Linked DNA regions of Mus musculus: region 2 is linked to region 1. Evidence: chromatin loops called from intact Hi-C (ENCODE). Cell type or tissue: left cerebral cortex. All regions are shown on one strand. Links, peaks and the distances in the headings refer to the core of each region. The heading gives the core; the rest is flanking DNA. Region 1 has its middle 120 kb from the start of Ccser1. Region 2 overlaps Ccser1 (coiled-coil serine rich 1).

Region 1 (9,982 bases), core at 3,552-6,051:
GTCAATTATGATATTTCCAGAGAGGTTTAACTGAAGTGGGGAGATCTGCTTCTTCATACCTGGTACCATACTATGAACTGGGGTCCTAGCCTGAATAAAAATGGGAGGAATAGGAAGTCGTATGAGCACTGGGATTCGTCTCTCTCTCTCTCTGTCTCTCTCTCTCTCTCTCTCTCTCTCTCTGACTGAATGACTCCAACCATGCCTTGCACACCATGATGTGCTGTATCCCCTCTCACCATTGGCCTGAGCAAACCTTGGATTCTAAGATGCTCTGTAATAGCAGGAGAAAAATAACCAAGGCATTGCAGCACAACATAGTTCTGCTCCTGTGTTAGTATACGGAGTGGGGCTGTGGTGGACAAAGAAGCTCGGAAAGATGGCAAGTCTGGTCTTCTTACTGCTTAATACACAGGGACTTAGATATTGTGAAGCAGTGTGCTAACAGGTGAGGTGATTTTGGAAACAATTTCTGGGGTATTTAATCTACAAAACTTCCAGGTTCTAAAGTTTATCAACGCCTTTGGTATTAGTATGCTGAGAGTAAACATATTATAAAAGTAGTTCTCTAATACCAAACCCAAAAGTCATGTTTTTTTTTTTGTTTGTTTGATTGTGGGTTTTTGCTTGTTTGTTTGTTTGCCTTGCATCTATCATTTTGGTAAAGGCAATACGTACTTATTTCATTATACTTTTATCTTGATTATTATAATTTAATTTATAATATATGTGAAAAACACTAACAATCAGTACCACTGAATCTCAGAAAAACAAAGTCACTTAGATAATGGAGACGTTTTAAAAGCCTGAAACTTTACTTTTTATCTTATTCCATGATCTTAATCCTTATTACCCATTCTGGCTCAGATCTGCCAGTTGTATTCCTGAGGGGAATGGCCAGCTGGACCTCTGCATATCATTTCTTAGATATTTAGAATAAGGTTGAAAAGTATGGTCATGTTGTCTGGCCTTGGGCAAAACCAGTGGCAAGTAGACTTATATTCCTTCCACCCAAGTAAAATGGCAATACAGGGTTGTCTTCCCCGTGAATCTCTGCTTATCATGAGACACCTAACCATACCCAATGGTCTTTAACCCCGTTTAAATGGCTACACCCAAGACAAGTGTTTTAGTTTGAAATCCCACCTCATAGCCATTACTTCCATCATTTCAGTGTTATCTGAAACTTACAAAACTGTAAGTTCGGATATAAATGGCACAAGTAGCCTGTAATCTTGACAATCATATGAGGACAAGGTTGGCCTTGGTCTGTCACTAGCTTTTATGCATTGGTTCAGATTTGGCCTTTGAACTTTCTAGTATTGTTGCAAAAAGTGCGAAAATTGTTTTATTTGAAATTTCATTCTCTTTGTTACCTAATCCAAAACTATCGCCTCCTAGAATCTCCTTTGTTTTCACAGATCTGTATATAGCCTGGCTGACTGGATTTGTTGCATTAATCACAGCTAAGCTCTGCTACGGACCCTTACTTGATTCAGCTGTACCACATTTATGACTGTATTTCCTCACGAAGACATGTCTACAGCTTGCTGACAACGTATCCATGTGGCATATGGCTTTAGTGACTTTACTCCTATCAGTTCTAGCACATTTCTTTTTTTTGTGAAAATATTGTTTATTGCATTTTTATTTCCTGTATAAATTAAAATAAGTATGTATCTCTTCAGTACTAGTTTGGATAAATTAATAATTCTGGGGTTTTTTTTGTGGAAGTACAAACATGGACTCAGAGTGATCTGAATGTCTGTTCAAGACACTATCTAAGTAGCAAATCATGAATTCCATGTTATATGCTGAGATTCTGTCATCCTTTACAAAGGCAGCATAACAAATTGACTATATTTTTGTAATGTATACTCCACTCCTCTCCACTGAAAATTTTCATGTAGCATTTACATATTAACACGGATTGCGGTCTAATACCATTGAGAAAATGTATTAAGTGAAATGAGCATAAGAAAATGACTTTAAAATTAGGGGATCCTTTTTTACTTCTTTGCAAAAGGGTAGAAAGAACGCTTAGCAAGTAGATACCTTATTCTACACTGTAGACACAGCAATGGAGAAAAATATTTTTGCCTCTGTGTTAAGGGTCATATGGATACTCAGACCTAGTTTTCTTTTATCCCTGAGCTACCGTTCATTTCACAGTGCAGGGTGACACTTTCCTATCTTCCCCTTTTTACACACAGATGAAATGCTCAGAACATTTAATGTTCTAGTGATGAAGCAGGGCCAAGACTTTTCATCTTCTCTTTTTTCACTTGCTTACTTTCATTTATCCAAAACATCATGCTTCTTTTTGTCTCATCAGTTACATTGTACTCTATCAAATCCACAAAGTTAAATAAGTTTGAAGGGTAACGATGTGTCATTGTAAGCATCCTTCACATTTTGAAGAATCCAACTTTTCATACGTATACCTACCACTAACTACACAATTCATCTGAAGTTAATAATAGTTGGCCTAAATGGCCAGATTATTTCATGTACAAATATATTCCTTAACTGACAATAGGATTACATGTGATGAAAACTTTTTCCAATAGACCCAGCCTATGGAACATTGTACTTTAATAATCTAGGAACTGCAGAGTGATGATCTCACGAGGCTAAGATAATGGTATATTATACATATATAGGCTGGAAAAAAGTCCAACTTTAAATGTAGTATCATTGAATGTGTACTGCTCTTAGACAGTCATAAAATAGAAAAGTTGTAAGTCAAATATTATAAGTGAAATCATATTTAAAAGTAAGGGTTGTATTGGCTAAGTAGCATGTCAAATTTATAACTAATGGCAGCTGATGGCCTATGTCCCTTGGCCCTTGAATTCATCTACATATGCTTAGCTATGTTTTCTCCCATTTTCTGAAAATCTTTCAAAATTTTAATATCTTAAGAAATTTTTCATATCTACTTTCATATCAATATCATGGCCAACTTGTTGTAAACTATACCCTCAAGCCATTTCTTTTGTCAAATTAATCAGATACTTTTATTTCTTTCTAATAGAAAACACAACTAATTTTTTTGAGTTTCATTTTGTCTTGGCTTAATTAGTTACTTAATAATATTTACTTCAAACATGTGAGCCTGATTCCTTCTTCCTGGACCACACTTTTCACATATGTGACATAGAGAGCTTGAGCAAGTTTACCCCTGCTGTGCTTTGACCCTCTTATAACACACCGTTTTCCAACTGCATTGGCCTTTGGCTCCTTATAGTTCTGAAGAATGTGCCCTATGTTGCCCTATGTATACATTTGTACACTTGACTAAGAGGGAGATGACCAACACCACACCCAGGTCACTAATCTATGCTAGTATTCCTCACACTCTCAAACCTGACACTCATACATTAATTTTGTCTTTGTCATTCACAATCTCAGAAAATGTTTTCAGTTTGGGGAATATTTGTTGATATTTTCTTTCAATTTTTCTTGAGTACTTTCATTTTATTTTATCTTATTAATTAGAAAACTATCTTTGTTTTCCTAGTGACTGGTGTAGGATACATTGCCATGTATTGTTATCCAGACAGGTCCCAGAAGTCCCTTAGAGAATACTGGCTACTGCTTTTGCTCTGGGGTGCTCACCAGTACTAGATAATAGGAATTTGTAGTTGAAGATGTCACATTCTTTGGTTACAGGAGTTCCAGAAGTCACTATGTAGGCTTCTAGGGAGAATATCCATCAATTGAACTGTTGACTATTTTTGACACAATAGCAATCTCCCAAAGAATTAAGTATATTGATCTAATAGTGGCATTGCTATGTTGGGGGTAACCAACTGCTTTGTGATTGGATTGGAGTATTAGTCCATGAGGGGTGATACATAACTGGTACTATGAATCTAGTCAAAACCCTATGAATGGGAAGTCATCACAAAGGGGCAGAACATACTACTGTTGCTTCTCCACATGGACATATTTTAAAACTACCTTCTAAATATTTGTTTGTATACTCAAAGGCTAGTGTGTGATTCTCAGCTTGGGGCAGAGAGGCATGGGCTATTGCTTACTGCCACTCTGCCAGCCCCAGAGAACATTACAGAGAGGGGGGCTAGGCACAATGTATGAGCCAGAGGATGGAGAAGAATGCTCTTAAATGTGTTCATCCAGACAGAAAATAGCCACTGCAATCACAAACATAGAGCAGCGGGAGACATCTGCTCAAAATCAGACCCTCGGCATTCCACCACAGGTAAAAGTGCCTACCAGGCCTATCACTTCATAAGGAGCTAACTAATTGTTAGCATTGTGGCAGAAGTGTCACTTTCTTCAGTGGTGTAGCCCCTGAGAGGCTAGGTAGAAAGAAGGAATTGAAAATAAATGAAGGGAGCTAGCAGGAGACAATGAAAAGATTGTGTGTAACCATAATACATGTATACATGGAAGAAAAATGTTAAAAGTTTTAAAAATAAAAAATTATTGTTCCTCTAAATGCATCAGGGTACAAAAATTTATTTTCTAAGATGTTACAAATATAGATCAGATTTTTATCAGTTCAGAATAAAATACCACCATTCTAAATATCCTAGAAACGCTAAACTTCTCTAGTACTTAATATTCAGAAATGCAATATAATTACTGTCAATACCTTGCAAGGCTTGAATATCATAAAATAATCTAGCTCAGAACCTTACCAGAATGAACCAAACTACGTATTCAAGCTTCATTATTTTTTTCAATAATTTGAAACAAGAACACAAAGAACAAACTATATCATTATTATTTTCTAGTAACCTTGTTTAGCTTTACAATGCTACACTCGTAGGAGGTCCTTTCAAGATATTTAATTAATTACTGCAAGCCTGTTTCACACGTTCTGTAAAATGTCTTTGAATATGAGGTTGTATTCTACCTACAGAATTTTGTTTCTATTGTCTCGAAAAGCAGTCACCAATCTCTGCTTTGCCAGCAGAGGGCACATCTTCCTGCTCCTTTTTATCTATGAATAGGGATGAAAAGAAGGAGACAGAATTTGCTGCTCTGGAGCCCACACCTCACATAAACAAAGTCCAACTGACATAGAAACACTACCACATTCGAATTTTTCAGATCTAAATTAAAAAGACAACTCTACTGCTGGTGCTGACCAAAAACCCAGTTCAATAGAGATTTTTGCTCCACAAATTTAGCTGTGAATTGTATCCTTCATTTTATTCTGTTTTATTCTGGTCATTTCATTTTGGAGTTCAGTTTTTGATCTGTAGCAGAGAAATGGTGACCTAAAATGTATTTGTTTATTTTCTCTTTTTTTTTCTTTTCTTTTTTTTTTTTTTTTCAAGACAGGGTTTCTCTGTGTAGCCCTGGCTGTCCTGGAACTCACTTTGTTGACCAAGCTGGTCTCGAACTCAGAAATCCACCTGCCTCTACCTCCCAAGTGCTGGGATTAAAGGCGTGCACCACCCGGCATGTATTTGTTTATTAGTTTATAAAATTAAACTATTAATCTCTTTTTAGTTAATATTAACTAATGTACAGGATTCCAAAGTTGGTTGGAAATCAACTGAAAGATTCAGAGGAAACATTGTTAAGGAAAACGAGTTACAGTGAAGCTATTAAAACCTAGCTTGTTGATCATTGATTTAAGAACATCCAAGCCCGTTTCATCTTCTGGCTACTTCCAGAGAATTGATACAGAATAGTTTCACATTACAAAGAGCAGCTGTCATTTCAACATTCCATGCATCCTCCAGTGTTTTAGTTAGCTTCCTGTTGCTGTGATAAACACCAAAATCAACTTGGGGAGACAAATGGTTCTTGGGTTTGCTTTTCTATATCCCATTTTATCATCAAGGGAAGCCAGGGCAGGGGTGCACAGGAACCTGGAGAAAAGGAACTGAAGATGACACCACGTAGGAACCCTGCTTATTAGCTTGCTCTTCATGGCTTTCTGAGTTTTCATTCTTACACAACCTAGGATCACCTGCCCAGGAGTAACACCACTCACAGGCAGGCTAAGCCATCTCACATCAATCACTAATGAAAAAAATGCCCCAGAGTCATGCCCAGACCAATCAGATGGAGACAATTCCTTAGTTGGATTTCTTTTTTCCCAGTGACTCTAGTTTTTAAGTTGACAAAAACTCACCAGCAAACATGAGGCAATAATATAATTCAAGTACGGTGAGTGTGCACACATTGAAAGGTTATGTTTCCAAAATGAAAGCATGTGGGGATGAAATTGGCTCGGTTGATATAGGCTCCTGCCCAATGACCTAGTTCGAGCCTCAGGACCCACAGGGTAAAAGGAAAGACACAAATCCAGAAAGTTGTCCTCTGAAATGCACAGCCCCCGACCCGAAATACACACAAGCATAAATTAGTTAGTTGATTATCAAATGAAGAAGCCATGTTCAAAAGAATAAGTCCTAGGTTTCCAGACAGATGATGCTCTTCTCCAGCAGCACCAGTCTTAAATGTTTTCTATAAACCATTGTCCAGCATTTCTTGCATCAAACATAGTGCAAAGCTCTCGCAAGTGGGAGCTCTGGTGCCCCATCAGCTTTGAAGGTTCTAAAGGATTAGCAGCCATTGAGGATAATCTTCATGAACTTTAGAATGTGTGCAATTAAAGCCACAGTGACAGTCCATTACTAAGCTAGGAGGGGAAAAAAAAGCACACAGAAAACTTAAAATTTTAAGAATAAGTTATTTAAATGTTAAATAATGAGGAACAGTAATAACGGTGTAAACAAAAATTCCAGTATTTAGATTCATCTATTTTAAATGATTCAAACAAAGTATAGTCACGAGTGACGGTAGTAAGAGGAAGGACAAGATTTCAGGCAAAAGAAACAGAGTGCTGTTCCCACACAAAGCTAGGTGTTCTTCCTTCCCAAGAAAGTACTCTACAGGGAATTCCAGCGGCATTTTCTTCTGTGTTAGTGAATAAACCTCTGCCAGGCTATTTATTCTTAAATGCATCAGCTACTGTCAGCACCAAGTGTCTGAAAGTCTAGACTGTTCTAAAAGTTATATATATATGTGTGTGTGTGTGTGTGTGTGTGTGTGTGTGTAATTTTTAAAAATCTTTCCTTTCCCATGAAGTAAAGACTGGGAGTTTTAAAACATCAGATCTCTGACACTCTGGAGCTGGAATAAGAAGCACAGAGTGTGCAAGAGGGAAATACCAATTGCAGAACAGACAGGAGGCCCTGGAGGGACATAGGTCACATCCTGTGAGGATGCCTAAAACACAAACCAGGCACACCACTATTCCATACATGCTTTTGAGATGCCACAGCTGGTTGTCCTATCTTTGCCCTTTGTTTCTGCAGTTTTCAAACTGGGATCTAATATCATAGTTAAATTTATATGCAGAACAAAACAAGCCAGACATATTTCTTTAAGTTTCAACTTACCTGCCTTCTAAAAATAATTACAGACAGCAACAAAAAAAAAAAACCCTAAACTCCATATTTCAGTCACCACTTTCAGAATGGTTACAAATACACATGAATACTTAGGTCCATGTGACTTTATCTTATACACATATTTTTATATGCATAACCACTGCCTTCTTCAGTAACTATAGAGGAAGTGAATGGAAACTGAGGTTTTCCAAGGTTGGGCCTCATGGGGCTTTCCACACTGTGATTCATTCTGAAATGAAGAACTAACAAGCACTAATCACTGAATCTGATAAATACTGTGCTTATTCAACCTTTAAAATGGTTTTTATGATTGTTACTGTTCACATTTTCACTTTCATATCAGGAACCAAGGTGATAACCTTCATGTGCAACACTACCCTGACAGCCTTTCTATGAAGGTGAAGGAGCAGATCATGTGGATATGTGTTTATTTCCATCCTATATCCTGCCTTGATGCAGACTCAGCCTGTAATATGCCATCATTGTCAAATAGCTGATGTGGGGATGATTTTGTATTAATGGCTATACAATAGCATTATAAGGTGATTAAAAATGCCATACATAAATGAGATCAGTTTGTTACTTTTCTTCCTAATCAAGGGCCAAGTGGGAAAAAAATGAGAGCGAATTTGTGATGAATATGCAAATAACTTCTGAACTTTCAGCCTCTAATGCCTCTCATTAGTTGGCTTCCTATACGCACTGCCTACATGTGGAAGAGAAAGTACTGAGCACACAGGCAGGTGCTTTTGTTTTCTTAAACGAATATGGTTCATGGTTAAAAAAAATAAAACTGGCAGAAGTCAGAGGAAAAAAAAAATAACAACAAAGCCACAGACGAGGCACCTGGACATAAACACTAGGCAGGCCCAGGATCCTGGAAGCCTGTGATTTAAGAGATAGGAAGTGTATATTAAGGTGGACAGAAGGTTATTGCTGGGCGTGGTGATGTGATGGGAGGTGTTTTGAGAATCTAATTAGATGGCAGCTAGCACGTTGGAAACAAAAAGGAGGTCACATCTATTCAGCAGCTAAAATGTGCTAATACCAAATTAGATGCTTAGTCGGTATAACCACCTCTGCATGGGGTAAGTGCTTAAACCTCAGAGAAGGAGTTAATTATCTGTCCTCGACTTGCCAGTCTCCCACTTCAAACCCAACTGTAGCCATATATTTAATGTCATATTTGCAGAAAATGTAACACCCCCTCCCACCATTTATGAAACAGAGTCAATCTACTCCCCACCCCCCCAGAGAGCCGCATTTAATCACTCCTATATTGTCGGGGGTTATAATTGGAATTGTGATCACTGCCTTTCCTTGCCTTGGGGGCTTGGTGCTTTCAAAGCCTTCACAGTAAATCCCAGACCCACACACAAAGGTTCACTGGTGACCAACTCACCAGCACCTTTATCAAATGCGTTTCTTTATCAAAAGAAACTTTCCGATGCTCTTCAATCTGTGAATGGTTTGTAGTTGTTTTCATTCCACACTGGCCCTACACCAACATATTTTATGTTATAACTAAATATCTGTTAGTTTTGTAAATATGATGCTGTTGCCTGCTATCTGAGAATGTATGTGTACTTGCTTTACAGGAAATCCAAGGGCTTTGTGGGCAAGAAAGATGTCAGTATTATAATGTCCCTGATGCTTTGGTCACTATTAAAAGAATTGTGTGTCAAATAAAGTGCAGTTGGCCCCCTCATGACCACAAGCACTACATCTGCAGATGCAAGCAATCACACAGCATCATAAATGACAGTCGGACCCAGAAGAGTCTGAGGAAAACGAGCTTACAGAGAGATTTAATTTGCACAGCTTACGCTTTGCTAGTTCTTCGTGTGACACACAGGTCTAAGTTTTTCTTTATATGGTTTGAATACAGACGCTTTCCTTATTGTTGTGTCCTTCTAATTCTGTTTTCTTTCTTTCTTTCTTTCTTTCTTTCTTTCTTTCTTTTCTTTTCTTTTTTTTTTTTTGTAAGAAGATTTAGGACTAAACATAAAAGGAAAGAATGAACAATGCTGGTGTGATTTATTTCTCTGCTGTGCTTTCCTTAGTAAGAGATCTAAACTTGTTCACTTATTCTATAAACAAACAAAAGAACACACACGCAAGCATGCATGCCCTCCGTGCTGCTGGGGGTTGCCATGCAGAGCTGCAGGAACTGAGAGCAGCTGCGTTTGTGTGCGCCCCGTGCAAAAGGAAACTAGGAAATCTCTTTTTAAAATATATTCATAACTCTTAGGCACAGCAAGGAGGAGGGAGAGCTTGGAGCAAGGTAATGATAGGATTATATTATATTCTCAAAAAAAATGAAAAATAAAAATAAATAACAGATAGGAAGAAACAGCTGGCATTTGACCTGTAACAGGCCCCCAGACCTTAGCTTCACTGACACAGGGATGAAAGTACCATTTAGGATTAAAACCCAACACATGGGCAACAGCCCGTGCCAAAACCAAAACAAAGATTTAACTCATCAAAGTCCATAGTACTGGGGAAGTCCCTCAATGTACTAGTCTTGCCTTTTGGCTTCTGTAGTTCTGCTTTTGGCTCACTGTTCTTGCTAA
Region 2 (9,982 bases), core at 3,169-5,668, 230 kb after region 1:
CTGTGATAGTATCTCTTGAAATGAAAATAAGAGCAAATTATGTTAATAATATTTAATTATAAAACCTTCATATTATTTTGAAATAAAGGGAAATTGAAATATGTATAATTAGAGCTTTTTAGTAACTTATGGCATATTTATGTTGATATGTCTCAATGAATTGAAACTATGTAGTTCAATTATTTTACTACCTACTCATAGTAGACAAAGCCTGTAATCTTTAAATAAGAATTTTGAATTTTTATGTTTCTACTAGTAGATATATCATAGAATGTCTTAAAACCGTGTTCATGTCTTTTCAAAATTGGGTAAACAACTACACTTTAAGCATGGTTTATTTTTCTCCAGTTTCATGTTTATCTAACAAAATTTCAAGGCTGTTGTCTATGATAATGATCCTGGGGAACTGAAGTGAGTGTAGATGCTAATGGCCTTAGTCTGCTTCTAAAGAATCCACACTTCCTACCTGCTTGAGCTCTTTTAATCTTATTTTTAAGATAGCAGAAAGTTCTAATGTTATAGATTTTGAGCTGACTCCTGGAAGGCCACAGGAAAAACATCTCTTTTAATATGAGTCCTTAAGGTTATGTGAGGGCATGGAGCAAGAAGTTGAGCTTCCTACGAATTTAATTTGATGTTTGGTAATTAGTGTGTTGGGAAAGTAATGAAAGTACTAGGTATATAGGGGGAAATGCCCTCTGTTAGTTTTTAAGCCGAGGAAATGAGAGTCATAAAAATATAACCACAGAAACAACAACAACAACAACAACAACAAGATTTTGGCTTACTTCATCCTTTAAATGAATTCTTTTTTTTAAACGTTGATTACATCCAGATGTGTTTCTGAGCGCTTGGATGCAGTAAGACAAGATAAACTTGCTGACTTATGCATGTTCACTGCTCTGTTTAAAGTGGTTGAGCACATGATGAGGTGCAGCCTCAAATCATACCTTCACACAGACGGCACAAAAAGAGTGGCAAGGGTTGGCAAGGGACCAACCTTACGGTCAGAAAGACTGGGTTCATTAAATTTAGAGAATGCACTCAGACTGAGATTTAAGTGTCACTGGAAGTCAAGAACTTTTAACAAGAGGTGGTTACATTGTTTCTAACGAGTGAATGAAGCAAACCGTTTAGTGTTCAGAGTAGGCTGTGGACTGGCAGAGACTGGAGCCAAGCACAGTTACATGGTTTTGATGTGTCTCAGTGAGAGTGGCTGTCACCAATAGGGCCAGTTCTGAGAAGATCACTAAGAAGGAAACAGATGTTTCATGAATGTAAGTTCCTCTTCCTGTCACCACTGAAGGTGTGTGACTCCAGGAGGAAACACGTGGGTTATATATTTGGTTCTGGTATAGTTATTAGCAGTATTCATTTAAAAATGCATGAGATGAATTTGTTTAGAAAATTTAATGCTTTTACAGTAAAGTCATTAAAAGTCACAGACACCTCAAAGAGTGAAAGAAAATTGGAATAAAATAAAGCAGGAATCTCTTCTAAGTGACAACTGATGCTGAAGTCTGTGCACGGGTAGCACTGTGGTGGATGCTCCTTCTTTCTGCCCTGCCTCCCACTGTGCCCATCTATGAAGGCATTGGAATGTGTTTGAATAGATTTCCAATCTTACTTAAGTGACTCCTGCCATCTTTATATATGATATGATATCATGTTGTTCTTCATTGCTTTTTTGTTGTTTTGGCCTTTCTCAAGCCAAAAGCCTGATTCTTGGCACCACAGAACCAGTCCCATATTAACTAAGAAAATAACTTTCATTGTCTACTGTTTAAAAAGGTTATGCTAGTACAGGATATTTTCATGGTGATATCATGTATAGTAAGATAGGACCTAACAAGAACACCTGTGACATGGTTCCACCTTTCTGCTTACCAGGACACCTGGAAAGACACTGTTGTGTTTTCAGACTCTCCTTGTTCCCACATGATTTTAGCCTTAGGTTGGGCCCTCATGCTTTTCCCTACAGGAATGTTCTAGGTGGCTGAGTTTTAGGAGGGCTAGAATATGCAGGTGAACTTCATCAGTATTTATGCTTTTTTAATGCATTCTTCCAGTTGATATATGGATTCCAAATTTGTGCCTTAATAGTTTTTCAAATTATTTTGTTGTATCATGCATAACCAGTTTGTTTCTGATTATCTAATTTTCTTTAAATATTATTTATTTTGCTTTTCTATAAACTATAAGAATAGTTTAATAAATATTATAAGTATAATAAAGAATTGTTATAGCTGGATGTGGTACTGCTGTCCTGTGACTTCAACTCTTGGGAGGCTAAGGCAGGAAGACTGCTACTAGTTCCTAGTAGCCTTCAGTACAGAGTGGATTCCAGGCCAGCCTGGAGTACAGAGGGAGACCTTGACTCAAGGTTGTAACATGTATGGTACAGATCTAGCTCTTTGCCCACCTATAGCTTACAGTAATTTCCTGGGCTGAGTGGCTGTTTAGCAGCCATGGTGTTCACTTTATTTCACTTAATACCTTAGTTAGATACTCAAACGCACAAACTCTTGATTGTTGCAGTAAATATTTGATCTCATTTGGGAATTCCTACCCTACCTTTGATCATTCAGTTCCCAGATAAAAGACATACAACTTTCATATTTATAATAAGCTGTTAAAACACCAGAGCTGTGCAGACATCAACCCTCTATTCTATTTTGCCTACTTCTTTGCAAATAACCCTGAGATTTAACTTGCCATGTTTCCTCTGGGAGCTCTTAACTCGAACTGGCCAGACCTCATTACCATGTTTTCATGACTCACCTACCCCATGCCATCTTCTTCTCTCTCTAACTTCTCTCTCTCGGCTCTTGCCTCAATATATCTTCTGCCCAGCTGTAGGCTGTAGGCATCTTTACTCACCATTTAGGGATAACCTGGGGGGGCAAGGTCACATAGTATCACCTGGGCCTATGCGAAAAAAGAAGAACTATCCACAGAGAGCCGTAGACTTTTAGTACCCACTCTCTGAATTCTACTGGATCAAGGTAGACTTATAATGAATACCACGTGATGTTTTAAGATTAATTGTTATGTGGCTTGTGAGTGCCAGTTAGCTATTAATAGCTTATTGGAAAATTAATCTTGATATTTTCTGCCACAATAACCCAAGTAAAGAATCTATAACTCTTAAATTCATGCTTTATAAAATATTTCATATGAGTCTAGGGATATTTGCCTAAGTAAATTTTTTTTTTGTCAGAGAGGAGGATCATTATCCTCTGGGGTCTATTAAGAATTATTTATTGAATTACACACAATGCCAAAAAAATTCAAAACCTGTTTGTAAGTGGAGCATTATAAAGCAGCTTATCTTTTAAAAATATTTTCTTTACCTAGAACCTAAAGAATAAAGGAATTAAGACATTCCACTAAGTCCACTGGCAAAACCATGGTGATTAATCTTTTTGTCTTAGAATTTATTTTCTTGAATAATTTTTCATATAAAGAATATTTTCTTGAACAAATATGGAATTACACCATGACTCATCTTTCTGTCCTCCCTCTGTTTCTTTCTCCCTCCCCGTCTCCCATTGATGACTAAATGCCCTTATAGACTCTATTTACAAGTAGATGTGTATCAAACTTAGTTGATTGGGCTGGAATAAGAAATGAAAAAAAGTAGACATTAAGAGACCATAAATAGAACTATCAGTTACATGCACCATAATGAGCCAATGCCCAACTGTCCTTAAAGTGCAGCAATGAATTACCACAATGTCCTGCTGCCAAGGCAAAAATTAGAATAAGAAAACCCACATACTCCTGACAAGCAAGAATGTCTTCAAGCCATTAATCTAAGAATTTTACCACATTGGCTGAAGAAAGCTTGGAACCCTTCCAGCACAAGCTCAGAGTCACGTTTCAGTATGGATTGTTATCTTAGCCTTCCATCCGTGGCTTAAATCACACATTCACACTGCAGTGCCCAGAGTTCACTCTTAACTAAAGCCCCTGGTGAATAAAGGCCAGAAGCATTGGAGGTCAAACTTCGATTAACGCATACCATGCTCCATCCCAATTTGAAAAGTGTTTAAAGCCTACCATTCCTTTTTGTTTTCTAAGTATGTCCACTGCAGCATTGGTGTCAGCACTTTCTGCACATTCCATACCTTTCACTGGAACTGACTTGGTTTGTCACTCATATCGCTCAAACCCCAGCAGCATTCCTTGTTCTTTAACACTGCTAGGAGAAATAGACACGAAGCTATAATCGAGCCTAGTTAAACTCTTTCTGAGCTTGGAGTGGGCCATTCTCGGGACTGACTTTTATCTGGTATTCTTTATCTTGTCAGAAAGGATAAATCAAACATTGTTAAAGGCCTGTTTCTTTCATGTATTGATGCATCAACACTTTTTTCTCCATTGACAGCTACTTCATTTTCTTCAACTCTAACTGAACGATGTTGAGTTTACCCTGTTATCCTGTGCAGACGGCCCACTTGCGTCACCATGGGGATGCCCAGATTGACTTGTGTCTTTGGCTGTATTTCAAATCTCACACATGCGAATAGATTGAAATCACTGCAAGTTTTTTCTAACTGATTTTCATAAGCAGACTCAGAGTGACTGAGTAAAGCATTTTTTTTTTTTTTCAATAGTGCTGCTCTCAGATCCAGCATTGACATGCCTGTCTGCAGTGTTAGGGAACTAAGAACCATATGGCTTCTGGTTTATACTTCCTGAATCAGCGTAATTGCATCTGCATACCAATTAGGCTTGGTTAAGTGTGTTTCCAGTGCTTTTTAGTTGTTAAATATTTTGTTATAAAAATTTCAGTCCATACTGGGAAATCATATAGACAAAGAGCTGTGGGCATCCACCCTAAGTTTCCTAGGACTTGCAGAGTTGATAAAAGTCAAAGACTTCCTAGGGAAGGCTCTGCTTTACTCCCAGAGCCTGGGTGCTAGGAGAGATGTGTAGATGAGTTTAGGAGGTTGAGACAGGAAAATTACTACTTGTTCCAGGCCAGTCTGTTCTACATAGCAGCACCCTGTGTTAAAGAAAAGAAAGAGTAGGTATTTTGGCTATGTCATGGCGCTAGGTATATAAAAAGCCATATTTTATTTTTTTTCTCATTATCAGACTTTCTATATATAAATAAATAAAATAAGTTAAGCAAATTGTACATTCTGGATAGTTCTTTCTGGAAGCAGTTCTTTTGAAAGAAAATATTTGTGTTGCAACTTCAATGAAAACACTTTAGCTGTATTTGATTTATAGATTTACATTGTTTTATATTAACACATATTACAAAATATTTTTATTTTAGGATAAAAGCACTGCTATATCTGCTGTAGGAAGCAGATTAAAATTCTGTGTAGAGATTCACACACATTATAGACACACATAAAATATATAGGTGTTCTATAATGTAATTGACAATATAAATGAATTTTAACTTGTCAGTGATTTTGAAACACTTTAATTGGACAAATAAATATGAAATTTAGGGTTGAAATTTATATGGATTACAATGATTAACATTCCAGTGGTTCAGCTTAACTGAAATTATAGTATCACTAGAAGTCGGTTATAAACCTCTACATGTTGTAAATGGACAAGCCAGTTTAATATGTCCTTGTTGGCTTCTTGGCTATGACTTCTTAATGGAATTTCATAATTAATTGCGATATTTTGAGATCGTTTATTTCAAGGGAGTTATATTAAGGTCCATGACTTTGTTTCACTTTTAGGTTTTAATGAAGTTGTAAGAGTGTAAGTTTGAAGTGTAAGTTTGCAGTGAGTAACCGATGCTACATCAATTTGATATAAGGGAAGGATATTATTGTCCTACAGGATTGATGCTGGTGACCTGGTCTTGTTTTCCCTGGATATCTTCTGTTTCTTTCCTACCATCTAAATGAGCTGATTGTGTTTTGCTATCAAGGGACAACATGTGGTTCTTCTCATAGTCTCTCTCTCTCTCTCTCTTGGTTTTTTGAGACAGGGTTTCTCTGTATAGCCCTGGCTGTCCTGGAACTCATTTTGTAGACCCGGCTGGCCTCAAACTCAGAAATCAGTCTGCCTCTGCCTCCCGAGTGCTGGGATTAAAGGCGTGCGCCACCACGCCTAGCTTCTCATAGTATCTCTTAAGTAAACTCAGTGCATCATCTTTCTCAAAGGAAACCACTCACACTTGACTGTGTTATGTGACTTTTAACGCTCTCGGCATTGATGTAGTTTAAGAACAGATTCCTAAATATCTTGAATATGTGTGATACTGCATACTACTAATCATTCTAGTAGGTAAAATATAATGTTCATGTTGGGCCCACCTCATGAACATTATATTTTCATTTACAATTATATTGTTTGGCAAAAGATAAAACAGACTATTATTTTACCCAAGTCATTAATTAGATTCAGTAAACTATTCTTTAGTGTGCCTAACTTTTCAATTCCCCTAGTAGATGCTTCCCTTATAAATATAACATCTATCAGTAAAAATTAACATGAAAAAATAATTAGCATAACATTTAAAGATATATTTGATTTCTTATGCAAAGTGAAATTTTATAAGTTTAATTAACGTTAATGGGATTTTAATATAGATATATTTGTAAACATACACTTTTTGCATCTTACTTTTAATAAGGGTTCAACTTCTCCTCTAGTCCAGCAGAGGTGGTGGAAGAGAAAAGATTAGGATGTGGGGGAAGTGGATTTGCTCAGCAATAGTTCTTTAGGGTGAGCTTAATCTTCTTGGATAGCAGCAGTTCAGGCACCCACTATGACTCAGGAGCTGCAGAGCAGTCCTCTGCAGGCAGACACCAGGTCTGAACCAGCCTTTCAGCATAGTTTAGTGCTTTCAGCAAGAAGACACCGGGCAGCGGTAGTACAATCCTAAAGAAACCACCAAGCTTACCAACTGGCCCGGCATGAGGCTGTGGAAACAGCAAGACACAAACAGAAGAGAAAGGTATCTTTGATCTTCTGCCGCAAACAGAATGCCTGCTTTTCAATCAATGCTTACTAAATGGAATCAATTACTCAACAAAGCATGATCAAACCATGTACCGTTTTCTTTTTCTTCTCAGAACTATCCTTGAATTATATATTGTCAAGACTACGCTATAACTTACATTTAGTTTCATTCTTATTACTTTGGTCATTCAGGTAATAAATTTATTGAGTGGAAGAAAAAAAAGACTAAATTTCCTTTTAATTTTCTGTATGTTTGGAACAGATCCTCACTCACTAAAACCTTGTAATATTTCCAAACATTCTATTTCATACAAATATTTTTGGAGACACCCAGGGTCTCCCTTTATGACTTGATTTCTTGACCGCTACAGAGAAGTCTTCTGTAGCATGGGAGAGATGTACTTCTGGTCGTTGCAGCAACATGTGCTGCTGTTGTAATTACTAGATGGTACTCCAGTGGCATGGACGACTGGCTTGATTTTACAACAGCTTCATTGATTACCAAGAAGACATTTATACGTTGACATTTGTTCCAGCATATAAGAGAGCCAATACTGCTATTGGGCTGAAATCCAAAACGCCACTTAGGGTTCTTCCATTAATAAAAATTCTGAAAACTGGGTCAGCCAAAGCAGACACTCAGTGTTTTCAGTGTTATTATTTAGAAGTACAGCGTATTAGCTACTTTTTTGATAGTTGTGTAAAATTTCTACCTTTATTAAGTAAATGACTGGATGTTGGAGTTTTGGTATTTCTTTTTGTGAAATGAAATCTACTTAATGCTCTTATGGAAAGTTTATAAAACCTGAGAAATTGTGGAGAAGCTACTTGGTTTAAGCACCCTATCTCAGTACTGAAGACACAAAGTGCCGCAAACCACTTTCCACTGGTTGCCACTGACCCTGCCACATAGGAGACTGAAGAACACAGATGGCGCAGTGAGGATGCAGTGGTGTGTTTCCCAATTAATACAGCGCTGTAATGAGTAACCTTTTAATTCATATTTTTCTTGAGTTGCCATGCCATGCTGATGTTAGCAGCACTTCTTTACCAGCTAGAGCAACAACAAACCAACAGCAACAAAATAACAAAACAATCTAACAAAGTAACCCTGGGGATTTTTTTAGGCTCTTCTCTGTGATGGACTTCCAGTTTTCACCCCAACATTCTTGTTGCTGGTCTCCCCAAAATAAATCAAGCTCCTTATCCTGCCATGTGATTCTCTGAGCCAGACCCTGTTATCTTCTTTCAACAATAACAGCAATGGTTTGCCAGCAGCTTGGCTATTCCTCTAAGAAGAGGTAGACTCATTTAGCTCTCGAATGGCTTTTTTTGATGTCCTACAGCATTCTTCTTCTGTCACTTTCAGACTGCCTGGTCTGTGTTCGGTTTTTGGGCAGAGCATGCTTACCTAGAGATTCTGCACTTGTTTTTGCCTCTTCCAGAAGATTGCTTCCATTCTGCTCATGCCCACATCACCTTCACACTCAGCACCTTGGATCTCATCCCTCTGGTTGTACAAAGCACATCACTGTCATGGGCTGTGTTTCCTTTCTTGTTGGTCCTCCTCCATGACTGGAGCAGGTTGAATAGACTGAATATTACTTTCTTCCATTGCCTGTAAAAGAGTAGCCCCATTTTTAAAAAATCATTTGCCAATACATAAAGCTGTTTGTGTGTGCTGGGAAAATGTCACTCAGACATTTCTGTGTAACAAGTTGGATCCAAGCTTCCCCCTTGGATGCACAGGCAAGCTTCTGATTTTGCAGTTTACCAGGAGACAGCCTCTCTGCTGCTGCTGTCCCTCTGCCAACTCCTGCTGTTCTTACCTTTTTTTCTAAGACATGCCTTTGAGTGTTAGTAGTAACCACTTATAGAGCACCTTCTTATATGCATGAGACACGATGAAAGCAAGTTGTATTTGAGCTAGAAAGAAGCGGTATGGAGACACGTATGTGACATGTACGTGTGTATGAACAGGTACTTCCCAAAAGTTCTGTGCATGTGTTTTCATGACTCAGAGCCAACCACAGAGTTGTTCCTGCTGATTCTCTAATCATATGAAGATACACAATCCCAGAACAGTGCTTACCATGCACACTGTGAAACATGGGCTTTGGTGAAAGTGGATAATGATAAATTGAGATACATGTTGAAAGAGTCTGTAATTATTTTTAAATGAGCCTGACAGCACAGGCTTGCCATGTCAACCCATGACAGAGCGGAAGTGAACTCACATGGTAGCCACACAAAAGCAGTGTTCACAACCCCAACCACGGATGAGTGGGCTGAAGGTTAGGGATTTCATTTTTCCTTCCTCCGCAGTACCGCTCACTTCCACTTTGACTCCTCTAACATTTGTGTTTTCCCACGGCCACAGGGTGAGAGTCTCTGTTACATATCACATCATCTACTGCCTGCAGTGATGACTACACAAAAAACACACACCTCTGATTACACATGCTTAGCGTAGCCACCACCAACTTAATTAATGCCCTCCATCATATTTCATTATTAAAAATTCTTTTTCTTCGAGTAAGTTATATACCTCTAACTGTATTTTAGTTTTTTGAGACTAGGTCTCACTGTGTGTCCCAGTTTGTTCTTGAATGCACATCTGTTCTCCTGTCTTAGCCTTCCTAATTCTGGGATTACAGCATAGAAAGCACGGCCAGCATAAGTCCTACACTTGTTTCTAGATTAAAAGGTCTTTCTTTCTTAGCATTTTAGCTCTTCCTAAACTTTCTAGTTAAGAGTTAAAGATTTCTTTTATTTACAAAGGTTTTGTTTTATCAGACACCATTTGTATAAACAAAAATTACATTGAAAATAATATTTTAACATAATACTTTACCATTTAAATATATTAGGATATTTTTGATAATTAAATGCCCATTAAATTAGTTTTATTAGGTTTATTTGAATATTAGTTTTAAAAAGAACCATTCTTTTGTAAATCAAAAGACAGGCTTTTGTGCCCTCTGCTGATCACTATGTGCAACTGCAAGTGGTTTTTTTCTGAAGTAAACTTTAAAGC

What was found. Peaks named below come from ENCODE experiments on the same cell type or tissue, not always from the same donor. Only the 100,000 strongest peaks of a DNase experiment are listed, where the experiment ranks them.
Region 2: a loop joins it to region 1, with 9 times the contacts of the local background. A loop is called at or near these places in 34 of 42 quality-filtered maps.

Annotation. Positions count from the first base shown.
Region 1 is chr6:61,058,379-61,068,360 of GRCm38, forward strand. No RefSeq gene overlaps it. Among named protein-coding and RNA genes, the nearest start is that of Ccser1, 120 kb to the right of the region's middle. In left cerebral cortex, for the core only: a CTCF peak has its summit at 4,938 (motif pointing right); a DNase peak (open chromatin) is centred at 4,954.
Region 2 is chr6:61,291,890-61,301,871 of GRCm38, forward strand. All of the region lies in intron 1 of Ccser1 (coiled-coil serine rich 1), which reads left to right. Among named protein-coding and RNA genes, the nearest start is that of A730020E08Rik, 120 kb to the left of the region's middle. In left cerebral cortex, for the core only: no CTCF peak of the experiment used is centred there; a DNase peak (open chromatin) is centred at 4,497.